3 separate regions of the Homo sapiens genome follow, and regions 2 and 3 are each linked to region 1. The links are chromatin loops, found by intact Hi-C in ENCODE. Cell type or tissue: heart left ventricle. All regions are shown on one strand. Links, peaks and the distances in the headings refer to the core of each region. The heading gives the core; the rest is flanking DNA.

Region 1 (7,472 bases), core at 2,545-6,544:
CACAGAGTCCCATTCCATAAATCCATGCTGTTATCTTTTCCCAGCAGTCATCAGACAGCCGATGGAGGAGGGCACTGCCCACGATGGCCGGAACAATGAGGAACTGAGGGAAAGATAAAGAATGGTGAATGGAATATTCTGGCTTTTATGGAATTGAGTCTTTTACTAAAAATACAGAGCTTTACCAGGAACAATTTTAGTAAAATAATCTTAGAGCAAGTATTTGTCTCTCCTGGATAATCATAACGAGAGCCAGATGAAGTTAGCTGCTACACTGGAAAGCAGGTAATACCACTCAGGGTCCAGGAATTGTGCCAACCAGTGGGGATACAATTAAGCCATCAAGGATGCAACATCATTCAGCTGTTGCAAAACAGATGGTTTTTTTTTTTTATCCTAATTTCATTAAATAAGGACATGTTTCATTCTACTTTATAATCTGATTTAGAGTAATTACTTAAAATATTCAAATGCCAAGCAGGCAGGGTGTGGTAGCTCATGACTGTAATCCCAGCACTTTGGGAGGCTGAGGCAGGAGAATCGCTTGAGCCCTGGAGTTCCAGACCAGCCTGGGCAACACAGCAAGACTCTGTATCTACAAAAATTTAAAAAATTCGCCAGGCATGGTGGCAAACACCTGTAGTCCCAGCTATTTGGCAGGCTGAGGTGGGAAGACTGCTTGGGCCTGAAAGGTTGAGGCTACAGTGAGCCATGATTGTACCACTGAACTCCAACCTGGGAGGCAGAGTGAGACCCCATTTCAAAAAACAGCCAAGCATATACTCAGATTTTTCAGGGAGGTCCTCATTTTAAAATATCTGTCCTATTGCAATTGAAATCTCAATATTTCAGGACAGGATAATTGAACAAATCAAGTAATAGGTATTATAATGTACATAGCAACACACACATACAAAAAGTCAGTTGTTGAAGTTATATACCCTGATTTTCAGTTTGGATCTGTACATTCCACCAATTTGAGAGCTACTGCAGAATGTAAGAGTTTTGGGGTCACTTCATTTTTAACAGAGCCTTTTAAGTAAGCAAGAGCAAACCATTTCCAAGGCCCACCTATTCAAAAAATCTTGAGAATTTTAGAGAGATTTGCTTTCTGCATCATATTTCATAGTCCACATGGTCACAAACTTTAATGTCTAGTCATATGTGTATGACTATGACTAGTAAACATCTTACAATGACAGAAGCTCCCAGGAGAATAAACTACTTTATTAGATATTAGAGTAAGCATACTTGACAAAGAATACAAATGTTAGCAATTTGCTTATCTTTTTTCTCCCCAAACCTACATTTGTCACCTTGCAACAGACTATTAAATCCCCTAGATGAGACTGGCATGAGTTTTTCAGATGCTGAAGTTTTCGTTGGCCCAAGCAAAATTAGAACATTAAATACAATTGCATCTCCTCCGGGAAGCAATGGCCACTGTAGGGGTGAGAGTCTATGGCTCGCCTTCCTATTTCAGAGGATTTAAGTACATTTAAGTACAATAAAGTTTTTCATAAAACAAAATGTATTTCATTTAAAGGAATGCCCTTTATCTTGAGATCATGTCCTTACTACTTTTCATGTTAAAGTATCTTCTCTTCAATGAAATGATGACAATAGGGGTGTTTTGTCTGTGTTAGAAATATTACTGGTCCCTGAAATCCAAAAATTCAAGATACGGTTTAATAAGATTATATTTTCTGTTCTAAAAAAATTAATATGGGGGTTTTGTCAGGTCTCCCTTTACTTAAGTTTACACAAGTGTTCCTTAACCTGTGACACACTCAGAAGAGACAAGTTAAGGTTTATTCAGGTTCATCCGAGTAAATATTATTCCTAAAGGTAAGCTGTGTGTTTCAATATCTGAACCATTGTATTGTACCAACAGTGACTACCACAGTTAAACTAGCCTGTTCCAAACACTCATTGTTAAAGAAGCAAACTGGTCTTTTCTCTATTTCTTGTTTTCAGACTGTATCCCAGCCACTATTTTTCCCTCAATGTCACTAAATGCAAGGGAATAATGAAACCACAGGTAAAGTAAAAAATTTATAATGACATAAGAAATGCCATTAATGTCACATTAACAGGAAAACTGAAAATACATACATATTCACAAACACCCCCAACACAGAGACACACATATACACACACACATACACACAAACACACACACAAAGAAATGCACCGAAGTGTTAACAGTTTATTTCTGGTTAGTTTTGTTTTTCTTATATATTTTTCAGTATTTTTAAAGTTTCTTATAATAAGCATGTTTTGCTTTTACAAAGCAGAAAAAAATTAACAAAAAATTTAGGGATCACATCGGCTTTTTCTTCACCAATATGGAATAACATCTCCTCTGGGAAGCAATGGCCACTGTAGGAGTGGGAGGCTATGGCTCCCCTCCCCATTTCAGAGGATCACTTAATTTTAAAAAGCATCTTTTTCAACAAACTGTGAACTCTCTTTGCCAAATGAACACAGTTGATTGTCTTGAAAAGGCGATTCATTTCATTCTAGGGGTGACAGTCTTCATAAATAGGTGTCTTTGGTTTTTCTATAACTAGGGTACATACTATTATTATTCCTTTAAAGAATATCTTGTTGGAGAAAGCGAATCCAGGACAGAGCTGACTGTAGGTTAGAACACACAAAGCATTCTACATGCTTACATAGTTTCTGGTGACACGACCCAGAACTGATTTCCTGGTAGATAAGGTCACAGATGGGTAAATCCAACTAATTGTGCTGAGGTTACTAGAGATAACTACCCCTTCCTCCCACCAAAGCCCCGTGGAAAGGATGGCAATGGTGGAAAACTTGTACTCACTGCGTGTGTGTAACAGTTAGCAGCATGTTCATAGCAAGTTGGCTTGTAGCGGCCATTGGCTGGAGCTCGATGGTTCATGAACCTGTAAAAACAAAAAGAACACATGTAAGAAAAACTCAAAGTGTGTGAAGAACAATGAGGAAACCCACCAGTGGGTATGTGGTCTATTCTACGCAAAGAAGTGACTGGTGGAAATACCCAGTTGCGGTAATAAAGCCAAAGCCACTAAAGAGGAGTAAACTGAGCCAATAGCAATGATCCTTAAGCAAATACCCTAGTTTATTAGATTAAGCCTTCTTTCAGTTTATTCAAAAGAAAAACCTTCCATAACCAAAAGCAAACTTCTACAACCAAAAGCAAAGAGAAACCATATCCACCCCTTCAACTGGAACCCTCCTCCTCCATTCACACACACACACACACACACACACACACACACACACACACACGGTACAACTAGAAAAAAAAAACGAATTTTTCTAAATTTTATTGTCATTTAGTGAAAAGGGATACACTACATTTGAAAAACAAAGTTTCTATTTTCTCTCTTAAAATTTATAAAGCTTTATATAGGCACATCTTTAAACCCTACATCCCATGATTAACAGGCCTGTCCCACTAGTTTCCCTATATTGTATTACCAGACAGCTTAAATAAATGACACCTGGCTACCTCTAGGCAACTTAAAACCGGAGGTATGTTTTCACCTTTGTTCTTCCTGAAATCAAAAAGTCTGCTTCAAAAACCAAACACATGACTACTACCTGATTCTTTTGGCTATAAAATTCATATATACACACAAATGTGTGTACGTATCTAAATATCAAAATCTGTTACATATATAGACATATGCCCATATTCCGCACTTCCCTTTAGGCTAACTTTGTGACCATCAGTAGTACAGAGAAAAGCATGAATACCACAGAACCTAAAGAGAGGATAGCATTCTTCCATTTCAGTATGCTGAGTGAGGATGCCCTCCCCACCAAAAACCCAACCCATACCCACAACAGGTTTCATGAGGGACTCTGGATTAGTCTAATTAATCCTTTTTTTCTCAGGAGAGAAAAAAGCAGCTGTCTGAATAAAAGAAGAAAGAGGTAGATGCACAGAAACAGACGGACGTAAAAAAAAAAAAAAATTTCAACAGCATTCAGGTTGCAGAGGTCCACTGCACTCCTGTGCTTAAGAGTCTGTAAGACGTCAACAGGCTTTGCACAATAAATAATCCTTTTGCTCAAGCTAGTTTAAAGAAGTGTGAATGGGGGTTGGGGGTTGGTATTTTGTGCCACTAATGAGTTCTAACTACTCATTACCTTATTCATACACAAAATAAAAAATGGTACAGGGCTGAACCAAATGGTAGAACCAAGTTGCCAAAAATTGGCTAAAACGCATGACCAAGCCATTTTAGAGAGTGCCAAGTTTATTAATAAAAGACCAGCCAATACTCTTTCCCTGAGTTAGGAAGAGCCTGTTATCGTTAGATCAAATAAATAAAAATAAAGTGGCAGCCACTATTAACACAATACAGATAGTTCAGGTGGAAAATCCACTGGGGAATGAATTTGGGACAGTGAAGATATTTCACTTGGCCCACTGATGGGTTAAGATATTTAACTAGTGTACAAAATATGTACTTACTGAGTATAATCTACCAGATGGTTTGAAAACCAACTGTTAAAGAGAAATATACAGTTAGTAGCTTCAAAATTTATCCAAGCTATTCTCAAATATAGTTAACTATTATTAAGCATCATCTTTTCTCCCCTGATAATATTTTAAATAATTTTACTAATTTCCTAAGAGACAAGAGTGTTGCTATACAGCTCTTATTAGCAAAAAAGAAAATAATTACACTCTTGGGAAGAATGCTTTAAAAGTGTCCCAAGAATTGGAGGATATACCACATCATTGTCCTGAGACATAACAACAGAGCTATAAGTAGCATACCCTATTAGGAATTTTCAAGGCTAAAGAGCAAGGCCCCAAGATGGCTGTAGTTAGATGAAATTGAATGTGCTCTGTGTAGGGTGCAGTAAGTAGGATTTGTCTACCCACCACCAGGCTGCAGACTAAAATAGCAATTTATATCTCTGGCAGCCCAATCTAAAAATAGTCAAGCCATTACCCAGCAACAGGGATAGACTTTCACATTTTCTCCTAAAAACAAATAAACTGGATGGCCATGTTTGTGACAGCTTAGTCCCTGATCACCTGGAATAATTCACATTAAAAAATAAAAGTAGAAAGTTATACAGAAAAATATCCCACCCATGGTGACTTAAGGCACTCTATCCTGATGCACAGGGTAAGACACGGGCAATAGGGAAAGATAAGGGTAACTATCCTGGAAGCAATTCTCTAAATCTGGGGCTCAGTAGGATAGACAGCATAATTGTTCTGCTGGGAAAGTACAATACAATTTTCCCATTTCTCTCTAACCTGCCAGGGTGCAATCAAGCCTCCTCCACAGCCTCCTGAAGAAATCACTCCTAAAACCTAAATGGAAAAGCAGATGTAAAATGTAAATCAACTCCCACACTCTGGCCTTCATCTCTTCCCCGAAAAAAGAATGGGAAAGGTTCAAGTGCTGGTTATGGAAAACAGCATCCATTTATGGAAGACATCTCTATTTAAAGCGGAGTGGCCCTAATGGTTACTCAATGCTTGAGTAACCAACAAGCTCTAGAGGGTTTGAAGGAAGGTGATTCAGTCCTGGGAGTGGGAGCTGCACTTAATAAAGCTACTAGTTAGGCAGAGTTTTTTTACTCATTCCTTCACTTTCTCTTTCAAAACTCTCCTGCCTTCCCCCTTGCCCAACGTTCTTATCACCTCCTCCTTCCCCCATACCCCTCTCCCATGCCATGACAGAATTTCAAAACCATGGAGGGAAAGAACAGATCAGAGACCTGGGAACACTCCTTAGCACACTAACACACTTTAAATTCAACCTAAAGCACTGTGCCCACTGAGTAGATCTGCAACCCACCAGCAGATCTCAGAGGCTGATCTCAGTAGATCAAATCCCACAAGTGTTCCTCATTCTCCGAGTGCAAGTACCATCAACACTACCTTCAAAATATATTTCAAATAAGTCCACCTCATCACTTGAGGTCAGGAGTTCAAGACCAGCCTGGCCAACATAGAGAAACTCCATCTCTACAAAAATACAAAAATTAGCCTGGTGTGGTGGTGTGCACCTGTAATCCCAGCTCCGCGTCTCCTACCTTAAATAAAGACCTAACATCTCAGGTCTGTACAAATACAAAGTCTCTTAACTAGTCTTCCTGCTTGACCCAGTACAGACTCTCTTCTTTACATAGCAGCTACAGTTTTCCATTAGAAACAGATGAGGGGCTGGGCATGGTGGCTCACACCTGTAATCCCAGCACTTTTGGGGAGCTGAGGCGGGAGGTTGCTTGAGCCCAAGAGTTTAAGACCAGCCTAGGCGGTATAGTGAGATCCCATCTCTACACACAAAAAAAAATGTAAAAATTAGCCAGGTGTGGTAGTGTATGCCTGTAGCCCCAGCTACTTCTGACTGAGGTAGAAGGACTGCTTGAGCCTCGGAGGTCAAGGCTGCAACAGTGAGTTGTGATGGCACCACTGCACTCCAGTCTGGGTGACAGAACAAGACCCTGTCTCAAAAACAAACAACAACAAAAAACCCAGATCACATCACACACCCCAATCCCAGCTTAAAGTCTGCCTCTGGCTTCCCAAAGTGCTTACGATAGCACTGTAACACAGTGTTCAGAGGCCCACAAGCCCTGAGTGGTCTGGGCCTCACTACCCCTCCAGTCTCAGGGTGGCATCTTTCTCTCTCTCCATCCTCTGGCTATACCACCTCCTTTCTGCTCCTTAAACACATCAAGGTTGTGTCTGCCTCTGGGCATGTGTACTTGCTGTTTACTTCTGTCTAGGATATTCTCCAGAATGCTCAGCTCTCTTCTCATCCTTTCAGCTCAGCTCAGATGTCACCTCCTCAAGAGAGGTTTTCCAGACTATCCTAACTGAAGTATCATTTCAACCCTCCCCATCCAACCAGAGCCCTATGTCACAATTGGTAAGACTTTGATTTGTTTTAGCTTATTTTTTATTTCATCTTTTCCCACTGTAGTGTGAATTCCATGAAGGCTGTCTTGTTCACCTTTCCATTACCAAACTGAAGTACAATGCCCAGCTTATTGCTAGAGCTTAATAATTGTTGAATGAATAGAAAGACATTCCAGCTACTGCTGAACTATTTTGTCTTAACAAAGATATCCCATAGTCAATTAGTTTTACTGTGGACACAGCAGGTTCTGTAAGTAAGAGAAACAGGCAGCCTTGGAACCAAGAGAACCCCGAATCTCACACACACACAAAAACACTTAAAATCCAAGACAACGGATATTCCAAGGGCCCCTTCAACATCATTTATGTTGCAACGTATAAGTGGACCCCTCTTACTATTAGCTCCCCTTTATGACTGAGCATATTTGTTCAGGAAAAGTGTCTACTGTCAATAGTGCCAATCTTGACTTAATTATTAAATAAAGGAAGATGGCATATATAAGGAGACTACCCCATGCCTATGATTTAGTGCTTTAAGAACATGGGAAAAAAGACAATAGGTAGCCCTGTAAGACTT
Region 2 (7,472 bases), core at 1,587-5,586, 98 kb after region 1:
AAAGAATAGACTAGACTGGAGTTAGTCTCATTCCTTATCACACACACGCACGTGCACGTGCACACACACACACACACAATATTGCATCCTTTCTCAAAAGTCATTCTCTCCTGTGAGTTGCAAGGACAGCAACATCAGAAATGTACCAGTAACCAACTTCATTATACTACAGCATTGCTGACAGTTTGCATTTGGAGAATTTGACTAAAGACCACTTTGGGCTTCTTACCTTAAACAGTTACTTTTGTCACAAAGAAGGTGACGAGAAAACAGCAAGTAAGACAGAGCTCTCACTTCCTTCATCAAGCGGGATACATGTGCTGAGAGAATTGGAGCCACGATAGGGAGCAGTTTGTCTCTATGGAAAGTCTAGTGGTCTCTCCCCAGTGTCCCTTAGCCAGCCTCATACCATGGTGCTTTTCTTTCCTAGTGGAGCAGGATCCCCCAAAGAAAGGCCAGGCCCCTTTGGCCAGTGGGGCCCAGCGACACTTGGGTGCATCACCACCAACCGGATGGAGGGCTGGGCCTCGAGAGTGGCCTCGGGCGCGTACTCCTTACTGGGATCCTTGCCTCGGCAGTCGTATAGCACGCAGGAGATGAGGAAGACCAGGAGCAAGATGACGTAGCTCGCAACTAGGATGATCAGGTTCAAGGTAACAGGGTCGATCTCCAAGTAGAATTCCATCACTTCTCCCACGGTGGAGAAGTGGGTCTAGAGAAAGGCAATTGGGGTCAGTTTGGGCATTGCAGAGAGCAGATCTTAGAGCATCGGAATAGCTACATTGGCTCTGGAGTAAAAATACATTAATCCCTACTGCTCCAGGAGACCTCGAGGATTAAAGCTGCTCGGTTTAATAACTTAAGCTTGCTGTTAATACCACAGCCACCAAAACACAGAAGCTGTCTGTCATCAGTTCGCCTACACAGAGAGAGAAAGAGAGAGAGAGAGATGGCTCATGAGTTACTGGATCATGGTATATAAGTAGAGCATTCACATAATTCAGCATCCACACAGGCAGTTTGGTGAGCAAAAGTAAGTGTTGTTAATAAGCACTCCATGATGACAGCTAAAAATTGGATTGTCCTGGACAATTGTGCTGTCTTTGTATAAGGGATGTTTAGTGCCATGTATGGAGTGATTTGGAAGATTAGGTCAGTAGGCTTTGGAAGTAAATGTGATTCTTCAACAAGAAGAAGATACTAGTGCCTGATATTTTCACCCTTTCTTCATTTGTTGCCATGTTTCTCATTAGTTAATTCAAAACTACTTTTTGAGTACTTACTTCCTGTGTTTCAGACACTACACTAAGCAAAGGGGATATGGCAGTGATAAGACAGAGAAGCAGGTAGTCTAGCAGGAAAGATAGCCTTTAAACAGATAATTGCACAATTCGCCATTTAAGAACAGTGGAAATCAGTTTATAAGGGACAAATAGAGGGTAAGAGGACAGCGTGTCCCAGTGTGGGTCAAAAAAGCTTCCATGCAGAAGCAACATTTAACCTATGACCTGAAGGATAAGTAGAATTTAGCTAAGTGAGAAGAGACAGGGAAGATTCTTCTAGCCACAAAGAACTGCATATGTGAAGACCCGAAGAGAAAGGAGCCTGGAAAATTGCAAGCACTGAAACAAGGGCAGTGTGACTGGAGCATAAAGAGAATGGGAGCACAAGGTGGGAGAGGTAGACAGGGGCCAGAAGGCACAGGCACTTGTGGGCCATACTCAGGACTTTAGATATGATCCTAGAGCAATGGGATGCCATTGAATGCTTTTGCACAGGGGAGTGACACTACTGAATTTGCATTTTAAAGAGATTCCCAAAGGCTGCCTCAAGGATGCAGAAAAACAAGCAAATTGAGAGGAAGATCAGATACTGATCGGATTACAGTTATTCCTTGATGTACAAATCACTGTCCTGCCTCAGTTGTAGCCTGGTCCCAATAGTCCCGCATAGGCTACTTCATGGGCATGTGCCCTGTGCAGCTGCACAACGTTCCATTCTCAGAAAGAGCTCACACTTGGTTTAATGCTCTGCTGTTGCCATCTTGAAATTCTTAACTTTTCAACTTTGCACTGGGACCCACAAATTACGTATCTGGTCTTGGTCTCATATATGTATTTTTGGCCAGCTAGGGCATCAGTAGCCTTTTCTCCAATAGCTAATAGGACTTTTTGGATACTCCTAGTTAAAAGCTGAAGTTCCCAAAGGTCTGCTGGTTTCTTAGTGTTAAGCTTCAATGGGCTAGTGTCTTCCTGTCAGCCTCCTTTATACTGAGCTTCCATGGGAACCTGAGCATTTGAAGATGTTGTAGTATGGGGTTCTTATGCATCTGGAGACGTTTTTCCAAATAATATCGTCCATGATTCTATGGTCCTGGACTAACTTATGGAATTATAATCCAGAAGATGCATGATTCTGAAACACCATAGATTTAGGGTCAGCCTTATTGGAATCTATTGGGTCTCTTTTGAATACAGATACCTGGATCAACCCTAGATCTACTGAGTTAGAATCTTTGGGACTAGAGTCTGGGGATCTGTATTAATAAAAATCTTCATGGATAATTTTGATCTGCAACCAGGATGGAGAATCATGGCTATAAAAGTAGAAAAAAAGGACGTGAAGAAAATGGGCCAATATGCGGTCACCAGGGCTTTGGTGATCTGTGAAGAGCTATTCCAGGGGGCATTCAACACAGAATTCAACACTGTCCAAGGTTTTAAGTCCGACAGATTCAGAGAATTAATTTTGTGCTTGCAAGGACATAGCTTTTTCTTCCTGAAGGCAGATCTACAGGAAAAGTCCATTTATAATTGGAAAGTTTCTGGTAAGCACAGAATCACACAGCAAGTAGAGTTGTCTGTTGCATCTGTAAGTCACGTGCAATGCACCAGACAGAAGCGAGGCTTTAAAAGGCAGCATTATGTACCAGATGCCTACTTTCTTTTGCCCACTCGGGACTCTAGATTCGTGACTTCTATAGTAAACTGAGTCTGGATAGCCCAGGTGCCTCCATGTAACAATATTTAGGGGAGTTATTTGGTGACTTTAAATAGATGACACAAGGATTGGTTAAAATTGACTCTGAAATGAGAACTACATATAGTTTAGTCCACATTAAATTAAACTGAAATATATGCAACAGATCTGCTCTATTGAGTGGAGTTTTCATATCAGATCTAGGTTTCTCTGTGTAATGGTGATAATCATTAATCATGGTGAGTGATCTGGTCTGGCCTGTCTTCTTAGATTGCCCCCATTCTGCTGATACCCGTGGTGTCCCGGAATGTTTTGTTCAAGGCTATTGTCTTTGGTTCCAGTATCTTATTTCTATTAGCAGAGAGTTTTTTGTTTCTGTTTCCACCAGTGCTCAAAGTTCATTTGAAGTCCAGTCTCATGAAGGCTTCACTTCCTTGCAATGTCTTCGGTGAAATGCTGGGTGCTTGTTTTACTTAATTAACCTGGGTGGCTCCTTTATTCATACTGGGGCTAACCTCACCCATCTTTCCTTCTTTTGCTGTCTTTAAGGAACTTTCCTCTGGTGCCATCTAGTGGCCAAAGCAGGGGCTGCTAAATAAAGAAAAAAACTTGGCAATAGGCAAACTGGGACGGATGACAGGGTGACATAGGTAAAAACAATAACAAGCTGCATTTCAGAAGAACCCCTTGAGGTAGCCTTGACATACTAATTCCTTCGTTTATTACAAATATGAATTGTGCACTTACCATATGCTAGCAAGGTACTAAGCACTTTAGAGCTTGATAATGTGATACTGAAAGCACACTGTATAACAAATGTAGAGCTCAGAGGAAAAAAGGAATTATCAACCCAATTTTTTAAAATGAGAAAATTGAAGCTTAAAGAGGCAGTGGAATTGAATGAGCTTATTCTCATTCCCTTTTTCCCTCTCACCCTCTCATCTCTCTTTTCTACTGCATAAAATATGAATAAAACAGGTACATGCATAACTTATTCTATGGAGCATTCAAGACCCATTGGGCAGGTATTCTATGGGTCTTCAGTTGTTTACATATTTACTTGCAGTGTAGTTCATTTTGATGGCTGGCCTGGAATATTACTTAATAATACCAGATAAATATGTGTCCCATATAAATACATTTTTAGGTAAGTAGAGTTTATTACTTAAAACAAACATATTTTTGTATATCAACTATTCTGGATGAAAATTTATCTCTGGTATTTCAGAGTGCCTTGCTTCCTTGATAAAATATGGTATCCCAAAAGTCTTAGTGCCTTAGAGAAGTGTCAACTTCAGAGGTAAAAATGTTATAAACTTATTTAAAAAAGCATTGGGAGTTTGATTATTTCACAGTTGAGGACATTCAGGCACAGGGACGTGACTTTCTCGAGTCCAAACAGATAGTAAATGACAGAAGCAAGACATTAAAGCAATGTTTTTGAATTCTAGTCTAGTGTTTTTTTTTTTTTTTTTTTTTTTTTTTTGCGCTGGAACTATTGACTAGATAGAATGGAAAGTGAAAGAGGGAAAGATGCTGTAGATGCTAGAAAAGTGAGAAAGGCAATAATGAACAAAACCAAATGCTAGCCATCTAGATTTTCAAAAGTCCACTTGTCCCTCAAATTTATGCTAAGAGGACATAACCTAACTTTCAACCTACCACCCTTCTCAGCCTCCTACTTGTAATCAAGCAGGTGGCTCACTTGGGAGCCTCACCTGGCAGCCTCTGGAGAAATACTGCCATATTTTGTCGCAACTTAAAAGTCTTTCTTTCCATCTATACTGGGTTGAATAATGTCTCCCCTCAAACTCATCCACCTGGAATCTCAGAATGTGGCCTTATTTGGAAATAGGGTCTTGGCAGATATAATTAGTTAAGGGTGAGATTTCACTGGAGAAGTAATGTGCCCTTAATCCAATGACTGGTGTCCTTATAAGCAGGCTGTGTGAGGGCACAGAGACACACAGGGAGGAGATGCTATGGAAAGATAGAGAGAGATCGGAGCGAGACATCTTGCAAGCCATGGAATGCCAAGGACTGCAGGCCACCACCAGAAACTGGAAGACAGGCCTGGGACAGACCCTCCCTCAGAGCCTCCAGAAGTAAACAACCCTGCTGACATCTTGATTCCAGACTTTCAGTCTCCACAACTGTGAGAGAATAAATTCCATTATTTTAAGTCATTCATTTTGTGGCATTTTGGTATAGCAGTCCTAGGAAACTAACATACTACCTATCTAATGTGTGAATAAAACCAGATGTGGCTTGCAGCAAACCAGGAGGTATACCAAGCTCTTTTAGATCCTCTTCTATTTTATTTTGGTGCTTGCCCCTTATAGACTTGAGCTTGGTTCCTGGCTCTTTCTTCTCAGGTATGGCTCCATGAAGAAAACGCATGGGATGAAAGAAAATTACTGTATGTAAAATTTACTTCTATAAAAAACAAAGACCTTCAGTTTAAAATAGCACTTGGCTGGAAGCCCCTGATGTAGCCTTTTATATCTTCCCAGTAAAATTCCTCAGAAGACACAGAAAAAAATATAAAAACCTACAAAACAATGAAAAACAATGTAGCTAGGGATAATATTTTTAAGATGCTATGGTGTTGGTTCTCCCTCTCCTTCCCAAGACTTATTTGAACCAATTTCTCTTCTCCTTCATCATCCAAGATTTCTAAGGGTATTGACTCTCAGGAGAGACACAGCCTGGAAGAGTCAAATTCATCATTCTTGAGCTCCTTTGTAAAATTCTGTACGCTTATACCAAAGTCCATAGACTTTGAGCCAGGCATTGTGGGGGAAAGCAAAGGCCATTTTTAGAACTACAAAATATTGGCTTTGTGTATCAAGAGACCAAAAGCATAAAGTTTATATAACAGGCCAAAATGTAGGAAAGAGAAAGTGAGGAATGTGAACAGTCTTCCTTTTTTTTTTTTTTTTTTTTTTTTGAGACAGTCTCACTCTGTCACCCAGGCTGGAGTGCAATGGCACAGTCTTGGCTCACTGCAAACTCCGCCTCCCGGTTTCAAGCAATTCTCCTGCCTCAGCCCCCTAAGTAGCTGGGATTACAGGCACCTGCCACCACGCCCGGCTAATTTTTTGTAGTTTTAGCAGAGATGGGGTTTCACCATATTGGCCAGGCTGGTCTCAAACTCCTGACCTCAGGTGATCCACCTGCCTCGGCCTCCTAAAGTGCTGGGATTACAGGCATGAGCCACTGCAACTGGCCAGCCTTCCTATTCTTGAGGAAGATTTGAAAAAGGAATTCTAAGGGGAGGTGACAAGAGATTAGATGTTAGTGTGTCCCTGAGAAGACGCTTCTCCCCAACACTCCCTATACCATCTTTTAGAAGAAAGACTATATAATCACCTAGATGGGCACTCCAAGGCAGAAAGGGTTCAGCTTTGATTACATAGTATATTCTTGGAAGACTGCCAGGTTCCTGGAGAAGTCTCATGCCCTATATAACACTGAATGGCAATATGCTGGAATAGTAGAGAACAATGTCCAAGAAAGGTAGCTAACTGGAGAAACCAGGGCTACCTTACTATTGAAGGTATACTAAGATGGTGCAAAGAAAATAATGGAGAGTTTCTAAGACTCTGAAATAGGATTGAGATACAAAAGGTAAGAGATGGGCCTGGCATGTTCGCTCACACCTGTAATACCAGCACTTTGGGAGGCCAAGGAGGGTGGATCATCTGAGGTCAGGAGTTCAAGACCAGCCTGGCCAACATGGTGAAACCCCATCTCTACTGAAAATACAAAAATTAGCCAGGCATGGTGCTGCACACCTGTAGTCCCAGCTGAGGGAGTCCCAGCTTGGGAGGCTGAGGCAGGAGAATCGCTGGAACCTGGGAGGTGAAGGCTGCAGTGAGCTGAGATCGTGCCACTGCACTTTAGCCTGGGCGACAGAGTGAGACTCTGTTACAACAACAACAACAACAAGTTGAGAGATGCCTGATTGAAAAGACTTCATGGTTCTTATTACCAAGGTCACAGAGTGAACAACTCGGGTATATGGAGGTATCATTTAGTGATGTGGATGACTGAAGGAAAGTAAATTTGGGAGGTGAATCAAGAGTTATCCTTAGGATTAAATTGGAGATGGTGAGAAGACAGCTGGATATTTGAGTTCAGATCTTAGTGGAAAAGTCAGTGTTGCAAATATAGATTTTAGACTTATCAATATATAGGTAATATTTACAGTCATAGAACTGAATGAGATGACATTAAAAGAAGGTGTACATTAGGAAGAGAAGAGGAATAAGGACAGAGCCTAGAGTATCCCAACATCTAAATGTTAAACAGAGAGGAAGAAATCAACAAATAATAAAGAGGAGTGAACAGAGAGATAAGAGGAAAATCAGAAGCACTTAGTGTCATGAAAATCCAGGGAGAAGTATGTATCTTAGTCCATTTTGTGCTGCTATAACAGAATACTTGAGACTGGATAACTTGGCTTACAGTTCTGGAAAATGGGAGATCTA
Region 3 (7,472 bases), core at 1,476-5,475, 59 kb before region 1:
AACATGAGTAAAAGTAACTACATAGATAAATATAAAATGTAGTATGAATGTACTTTTGTTTGTAATTCTTTTCTTTTTCTATGTGATTTATAAGACATCTCTATAAAACAATGACTATAAAACTGTGTTGATGGATTTATAATGTATAATTATAACAGTAATAGCACAAAGGAGGGGGGAGAAAATGGAGATCTGTAGACACAGTTTTTTGTATACTATTGAAATTAAATTGGGATTAATCCAAATTAGATTGTTAAAAATTAAAGTGTTGAATGTAATCTCCAGAGCAGCCACTAAGAAAATAACTAAAAATATATATAGTATAAGACATGACATGGGAAATATAAATGGTACACTAGAAAATATCTGTGTAACACAAAACAAGGCAACAATTGAAGAACAGAAAAATAAAAAAGATAGGCTGTATAGAAAACAAATAGCAAAATGGCCTAAGTAAATTCTACCTTATCAGTAATTATATTAAATATAAGTAGATTAAACACTCCAATCAAAAGGCAGAGATTGGCAGAATGAATTTAAAAAAACTAAAAATCACAGGATCCAACTACATGCTGTCTGCAAGAGGCAAACTGCAGATTCAAAGACATAAACAAATTGAAAGTAAAAAGATAGAAAAAGATATATCATGCACACCCAAAGTGCTCAGGTTACAGATGTGAGCCACCATACCCGGTTGGAAAGAAAAACTTTAGCTGGTCTGATAGGGGTCAAAAATATTTTTGAAAGGGCTTCTATAAAAAGAAGTGCAATTTTATCTAGCTCTCAAAGATGGAGATAGGTAGTACCCGTGGGTACAAGTGACAGGGAGACACATTTTGGCTTAATATGTGATTGCCTATAAATGAAAGAGGTGCCTGCTCTTGGGATTGTGCAAAAGGTTCTCTATCAGAGATACCCTAGATAGAAACTGGATGAGGAGGGTAGATTACAGGATACAAAGTCAACACTTTTCTGCAAGTCACTGAGCAGAAATGGTATTTAACTACACAGCTATCTTTCCTCTCCTGCAGTTCTTTTTTTTCTGAATGAGGGAAGAATGACCTTGATAATGGTTATTTTTATTTCTTTTTTTCTTCATTATTTTTAGCTAGTAATTTTACCATTTAGGGTCCAATTATAGACCTTAGAAACCACTGCAGACGGTTTTAAAAACTAAGAAATTATTCCCAGGTATTAAATGAATTACTAATGGTTGGGAAGGTCCAAGGATCAGGTTCCTAGTTAAGTTTCTAAGAACAGCTCCCAGCCCCTAAGATCACTCTGCTTAGGAGAGCTGCTGATGTTACTGCCAGAAACCAAATCAGGAAGCTGCTAACTATAGAGCCACATCACTGCCATAACTTCTTGAAAGAAGACTTAGTGCAGGAGATTCTTAGCTGGACCTTGGTGAATTGGTAAGATTTGTGTGACATTAGACAGTCAAACTGTCTGAACCTTAGTTTGCTTATCTGGAATATTGGGATAATTTTACCTGCCATAACTACTTTATGAAGTTTCTATGCAGATTCAATGAGATAAAGTATGAAAGTGCTTTGAAATCAGTTAATCTCTCTCTGTATTTTTTTCTATTATTCAGTACCTGATAGACAGTAATCACCCAATAAATATTTGCTGAATTTAATGGAATAAAGTGTAATCCTCAAACTAAGATATTGACCTGAGAATGTACAATAATGCTGTGTACAAAAGGCTTCCTAACTGCATTCAAGTTGGTAGATGTCTATTGACTAGAAATGTGAAATAGGATAGGATTGTTAGAGGGGCCTCAAATATGGATGGTCTGGAAAACAGGCAAAGAAGCTTAGAATCCATAAATACCAAGCATAAGAGCTTTGGAGTCAGACAGATGTCAGTTTAAGCCCTGGCTCTGCCACTTCCTAGTTAGCTATTTAATCCCAGGCAAGTAATGTGTGTGTGTGTGTGTGTGTGTGTGTGCACACGCGTGCAGGTGTGTATAAACATACATATATGTATTTCAAACTGATATATATAATCAGTTGCTAGATGCTCTTCATTCTTTCTTTTTCTCATTTTCACAAAAGCTAAAAAATCCTAACAACACAGTGGCTTCCCAGGTCCATGAGAAGACTGGGTTATTTCCAGGAGGGGAGAGGCAAATATGAATTATAACTAAAGACAAGAAACACGATTAATGCCACAAATTGGGCTCAGACCCTGATCCTAGACTAGCATGAAGCAATGGACAGAATGAGAAGAAAAACAGGAGAAATACTGCAAAGAAGGATGCAAAGTGAAAAGGATGCAGCTGTGACTGAGCCGAGCGTGCCCTGAGGCAGCTGGGGTGAAGGCGTTGGATCATCCTTCTGCCTCATTTTCTCCATCCTCACAACCATCCTTTATCCTGGGTCTTCATCCATTCACCTTACTGTTTGAACCATTAGAGTGGGTTTCAAACTGTATTACACAGAGATGCACCCAAGATTCTTCCAACATTCTATTCCGTTTTCAAAAACTACCATTTTCTGGACTGTTAGAAGGTGAGAAAGCAGCTTAGTAGATGGAGACCCAGGCTTGCTACTCTTGTTTCAGCCAGAACAACAGCTTCATTTTTATTTCTGTTAACTATTGTGATTTCTCTTAAAATTTAATTATATTAGGAATTTCTGCTTTAATAGTGTTTGACTTCACATCAATCTGTTTCAACATTGCCATGGGCATCCCTGGCCTTTGACGCTCTTCTTTCCTGCACTCCACTCTAAATAAATCGAGCTAAATTCATTCTGGCTGGCCGCAGTGGCTCATACCTGTAATCCTAGCACTTTGGGAGGCCGAGGCAGGTGGATCACTTGAGGTCAGGAGTTCGAGACCAGCTTAGTCAACGTGGCAAAACCCCGTCTCTACTAAAAATGTAAAAATTAGCCAGGTGTGGTGGTGTGTTCCTGTAATGCCAGCTATTCAGGTGGCTGAGGCAGAAGAATTTATCGAACCTGGGAGACAGGTTGCTGTGAGCTGAGATCGCAGGACTGCACTCCAGCCTGGGTGACAGAGTGAGACCTTGTCTCAAAAAAAAATAAAATAAAATAAAAATCAATCAATCAATCATGCTAAATTCATTCTTCATTAAGTTGTCCTCTCCCTGCTCCAGATTGTCTGTTGACTTTTTATCATCCTCTGGACATGGGCTAAATCCTCAGCCAAGCCTCTGGGGAACTCTTCAATAAAAACAAAAGGAATGGCATAATGATGCCTTAAGCTATTGAGAATCCTTAGCACATGGCAGACACTCAATAAGTAAATGCCAACTTACTACAGTTGATTGCTCCTTAAGGGAGCCTTTGAATCCCCTCAACTCATGGAACAGTGCCTTGTACACAGGAAAGTACCTTGCAAATCAAGAGACACTCCCCCTTTCACAGCATAGTTCCTTTTGCTTAGCTAAGCTTCCAAGTTGGGGAAATGGCTTGGTGATGTTTAGGAAGGATCCTGAATTTCCATCTTCTGTAGGAAATGGTATGGCAATGTTTATAACATGCCTTCAACCTCTTTCTTTTGTTTTCTGGGAAAATACCTACCTCTGGCTGGCTTACAAATGTAAACGTGAGCCTACAAATGTAACTGCTAGAGCGACCTAACTGAATCCCTCTAGTCCTTCATCATTATACATGGTTCTTGGTGCCCCCTTGTGGCAATCTGTCATCATGCAGGGTTACCAAGATGAACATGACAGCCATCCTTTAGGGGATGCCTAACTCTGAGACAAATACCATGCTAGGCATTTTCAATGGATTAGCTCATTTACTCTCACCACAATCCCCTGAGGTAGCTACTATTAGTTTAATAACATGTGCTAAGTAACACAGCTAACAAGTGGCAGACTAGAGACTTGAATTCAGGCTGGTTACACTGGAGCTTGTGCTTTTCACTTCTATATTAGGTGCAAAGAGATATTATGGTGAATATATAAAGAGGAATTAAGAGGTGGGACTTCTGGGAGAATGGAATAACAAGTTTGGTGGACTCTTTCCCCAGCAAAACAACAATCGAATTAGAGAAAATTATTTAAAATATCCATCATTTAAAGTGTCTGGAAAGTGTTGTAAGGGCCATACAGCAAATAAGAAACATTAATTCAAGAAAATCTTTAAAATTTCAATCATAATAGCAAGAGTCTGTGGCATTTGAGCTGCGATTTGCCCATTAATCTTCTTCCTTATTATGGAAACTCTACCCAGTATATGAGCAGCCAAGACAGGGCTCCATCTCTCTCTACATCCTAGTTTGAGGCTATGGTTTCACCCTAAAAAAGACAGGATGCTAGTATTTCTCACTCCACTAAGCCCCAGTCTGCAGAAGTTCTGTTCCACATGAGTATGCCAAGAAGTGTCATCCAACCCCCAGTTATAAGGTGGAAGCTCTGCTGTAGGCACAGCAAGTCAAGAATACTGGAGGACTGATTTCCTACACCTCAGTTCACTTGCAAGTGAGAGGTTACATGCTGGGAGAGGTAAGATGAGAAGATAAGGGGTCTCCACACTCCCCAACCCCAGTACCTAGTCATGGAGCAGGGATGTCACTCTGGGGAAAGAGGATCTCTGTTCCAGCTTCAGTGCAGTGGCACAGGTGCTCTACCTAGTGGGAAAGGCAGGCCACAAAGAGCAAAACACCATAGCTCTGCCTGAGGAGACTGACTTTATTTGGAACAAAGGGTGAACTCCATACGTAAGAGCATTCTTAAAAATAATGGTAATCTTGTTGGGAGAGCAATGAAGAGGCAGCTGGTATGTGCGTATACAAACAAAATAGCAGAGTATTCAGAAGTTTAATAGGGAGACCACGGAAAGAGACAGCCAAGAAGAGCCCTTCTATGCATACAGTCAAGTCCAATCAGAAAGGCTGTGCTAGGCTGCACTCACTTGGGAAAAATCAGAGCAGGATGTGGGGCAGATTTCATAGCATTTCTCAAGTCACCCACAGGCCCATCAACATAGGGTGGAAATTTTATTGGTAAAAAGGGCATAAGCACAACTTCTGATTAACAACTGACTGAACAATATGTTATTCTGGCGCAGGAGTGACTCCAAGACAGCCAAGCTTAAAAATAAAATCATAGTCATCCCTGAAAGTCTGGAAGACTATGTGCATACCCAAGGCTGCATCCTCCAAGAAGCAATCAGAGAGAGAACCACCAGGCTGCTAGTTCCTAGGTGAACACGGGAGAAAAGTAGTAAGCTCCCTGAACTGTGATAAGAGCCTCCACATCACACATATCATTTCCGACAGTAAAGGGTAAAAAAACCTAACAGACTAAGGACACTGAGGCATAACCTTTGACTAGTAAATGGCTTATGCTGACCTAGAGAAAACCCCTATCTAGCCAGGCTAAAAGATAAAAATAAGGGGGCCAGGTTTGGTGGCTCATGCCTGTAATCCCAGCACTTTGGGAGGCGAAGTGGCAGGGCGGGGGCGGCAGATCCCCTGAAGTCAGGAGTTCGAGACCAGCCTGGCCAACATGGTGAAACACCATCTCTACAAAAGCACAAAAATTAGCTGGGCATGATGGCGAGTGGCTGTAATCCCAGCTACTCGGGAGGCTGAGCTGGAAGAATCACTTGAACATGGGAAGCAGAAGTTGCAATGAGCCAAGATCGTGCCATTGCACTCCAGCCTGGGCGAGAAAGAGTGAGACTCTGTCAGGAAAAAAAAAAAAAAAAAGATAAGAATAAGGGAAAAAAATCTAAGCAGGGACATTAGAAGCTGCACACTGCAATAGACTTTGAAGAACTACTTAAGCTTAGCTATTAAACAAATGACGAAGGAAACAACAAGCCCCAGAGAATCAGCATTCAGAATTGCTATGATATGTGATCTAAAATGTCCAGTTTTCAGTAAAAAGTTGTGAGACATTAAAAGAAACAGGGAAATATGACCCATAAAAGCAGGCAACAGAAACAGCCTTAGAGAAGGCCCAGATGTTGAACTTAGCAGACAAAGACTTCAAAGTAGTTATTATAAATAAGTTCTAAGAAAACATGCATAAAAATAAAGGTATGAGAAGACTTCAAAAAGTTCATGGAAAGTGGAAGCAACAAACAGTAAAAATAAGAAATATAAATTTTATTTCCCAACATAAATTCCATCAAGGTCAAAACAATTTTGTAAGTGATGATACCAGCAGTTTAGTCCATCCCTAAAGAACTGAGGGTCCTGGGAATTTAACCATGTCAGTGCAGTCTTTTTTATATTATTAACTGAATAAAAATGGGTGTCCTTTAAAGATTGTTTAAAATTAGGTGGGGAAAAGAAGTCAGAAGTAGCCAAATCAGAACTGGAGGGCGTATGCTTAAAGATTTCCCATTTAAACTTACAAAATTTCACTTGTTTGTTGAGAGGAATAAGCAGGAGCTTTGTGGCAGAGGAGGACTCTATGATGAAGCTTTCCTAGGCATTTTTCTGCCAAAGCTTTGGCTAACTTTCTCAAAACACTCTCATAATAGGTAGATGTTATTGTTCTTTGATCTTACAGAAAGCCAAGAAGCAAAATGCTTTGAGCATCCCAAAACACTTTTGCCATTATCTTTGCTCTTAACTAGCCCACATTTTCTTTTTCTTTTCTCTTCTCTTTTTTTTCTTTTTTTTTTTTTTTTTTGAGCTGGAGTCTTGCTCTGATGCTCAGGCTGGAGTGCAGTGGTGCAATCTTGGCTCACTGCAACCTCCGCCTCCCGGATTCAAGCAGTTCTCCTGCCTCAACCTCCCAAGTAGCTGGGGTTACAGGTGCTCAACACCATACCTGGCTAATTTTTACATTTTTAGTAGAAACAGGATTTTGCCACATTGGCCAGGCTGGCCTCGAACTCCTGACCTCAGGTGATCTGCCCACCTCGGGCTCCCAAAGTGCTGGGATTGCAGGATTGAGGCTCTGCGCCCAACCCCCATGTTTTCTTTGACTGCCACTTCCACCTCTTGGTAGCCATTGCTTTAATTCTGCTTTGACTTCAAGATCATACTGGTAAAGCCATGTTTTATCTCCTTTTACAGTTCTTCGAAGAAATGCTTTAGGATCTTGATCCCACTTATTTAAAATTTCCATTGAAAGCTCTGCTCTTGTCTGCAGCTAACCTGGGTGAAATGGTTCTGGCACCCATAAAGTAGAAAATTTGCTTAATTTAAAATTTGCAGTCAGAAGTTTTTAAGATAAACTAATTGAGGTATTTATGGTGTTGGTGTTGGCTATTGTTCCTGCTGTTAATTATCAGTCCTCTTTAATTAGGGCATGAACAATATTAATTTTTTTCTTTACAAATTGATGTTCATGGGCTGCTGCTGCAGGCTTCATCTTCAACATAGTCTTATCCCTTCTTAAAAAGAATTATCCATTTGTAAACTGCTGATTTCTGTATTTATTTATTTGTAAACCACTGATTTCTTTGGGGCATTGTCTCCATAAACTTTTTGTAAAGCATCAGTGATTTCACCATTCTTCCACCCAAGAT

What was found. Hi-C counts contacts between places; a loop is a spot of excess contacts. Peaks named below come from ENCODE experiments on the same cell type or tissue, not always from the same donor. Only the 100,000 strongest peaks of a DNase experiment are listed, where the experiment ranks them.
Region 2: a loop joins it to region 1, with 4 times the contacts of the local background. A loop is called at or near these places in 38 of 110 quality-filtered maps.
Region 3: a loop joins it to region 1, with 2.3 times the contacts of the local background. A loop is called at or near these places in 10 of 110 quality-filtered maps.

The regions. Positions count from the first base shown.
Region 1 is chr17:55,411,315-55,418,786 of GRCh38, forward strand. MMD (monocyte to macrophage differentiation associated) reads right to left here. Exons shown (of 7, transcript NM_012329.3): 2 at 2,837-2,918; 3 at 1-103. Among named protein-coding and RNA genes, the nearest start is that of MMD, 6.8 kb to the right of the region's middle. In heart left ventricle, for the core only: a CTCF peak has its summit at 4,910; no DNase peak of the experiment used is centred there; H3K27ac peaks cover 1,621 bases.
Region 2 is chr17:55,510,650-55,518,121 of GRCh38, forward strand. SMIM36 (small integral membrane protein 36) reads right to left here and starts at 803. Exons shown (of 5, transcript NM_001395421.2): 1 at 230-803. The coding sequence starts at 685. The coding sequence ends at 404. In heart left ventricle, for the core only: a CTCF peak has its summit at 3,558 (motif pointing left); no DNase peak of the experiment used is centred there.
Region 3 is chr17:55,353,254-55,360,725 of GRCh38, forward strand. No RefSeq gene overlaps it. Among named protein-coding and RNA genes, the nearest start is that of MMD, 65 kb to the right of the region's middle. In heart left ventricle, for the core only: CTCF peaks have their summits at 3,667 (motif pointing left) and 3,866; no DNase peak of the experiment used is centred there.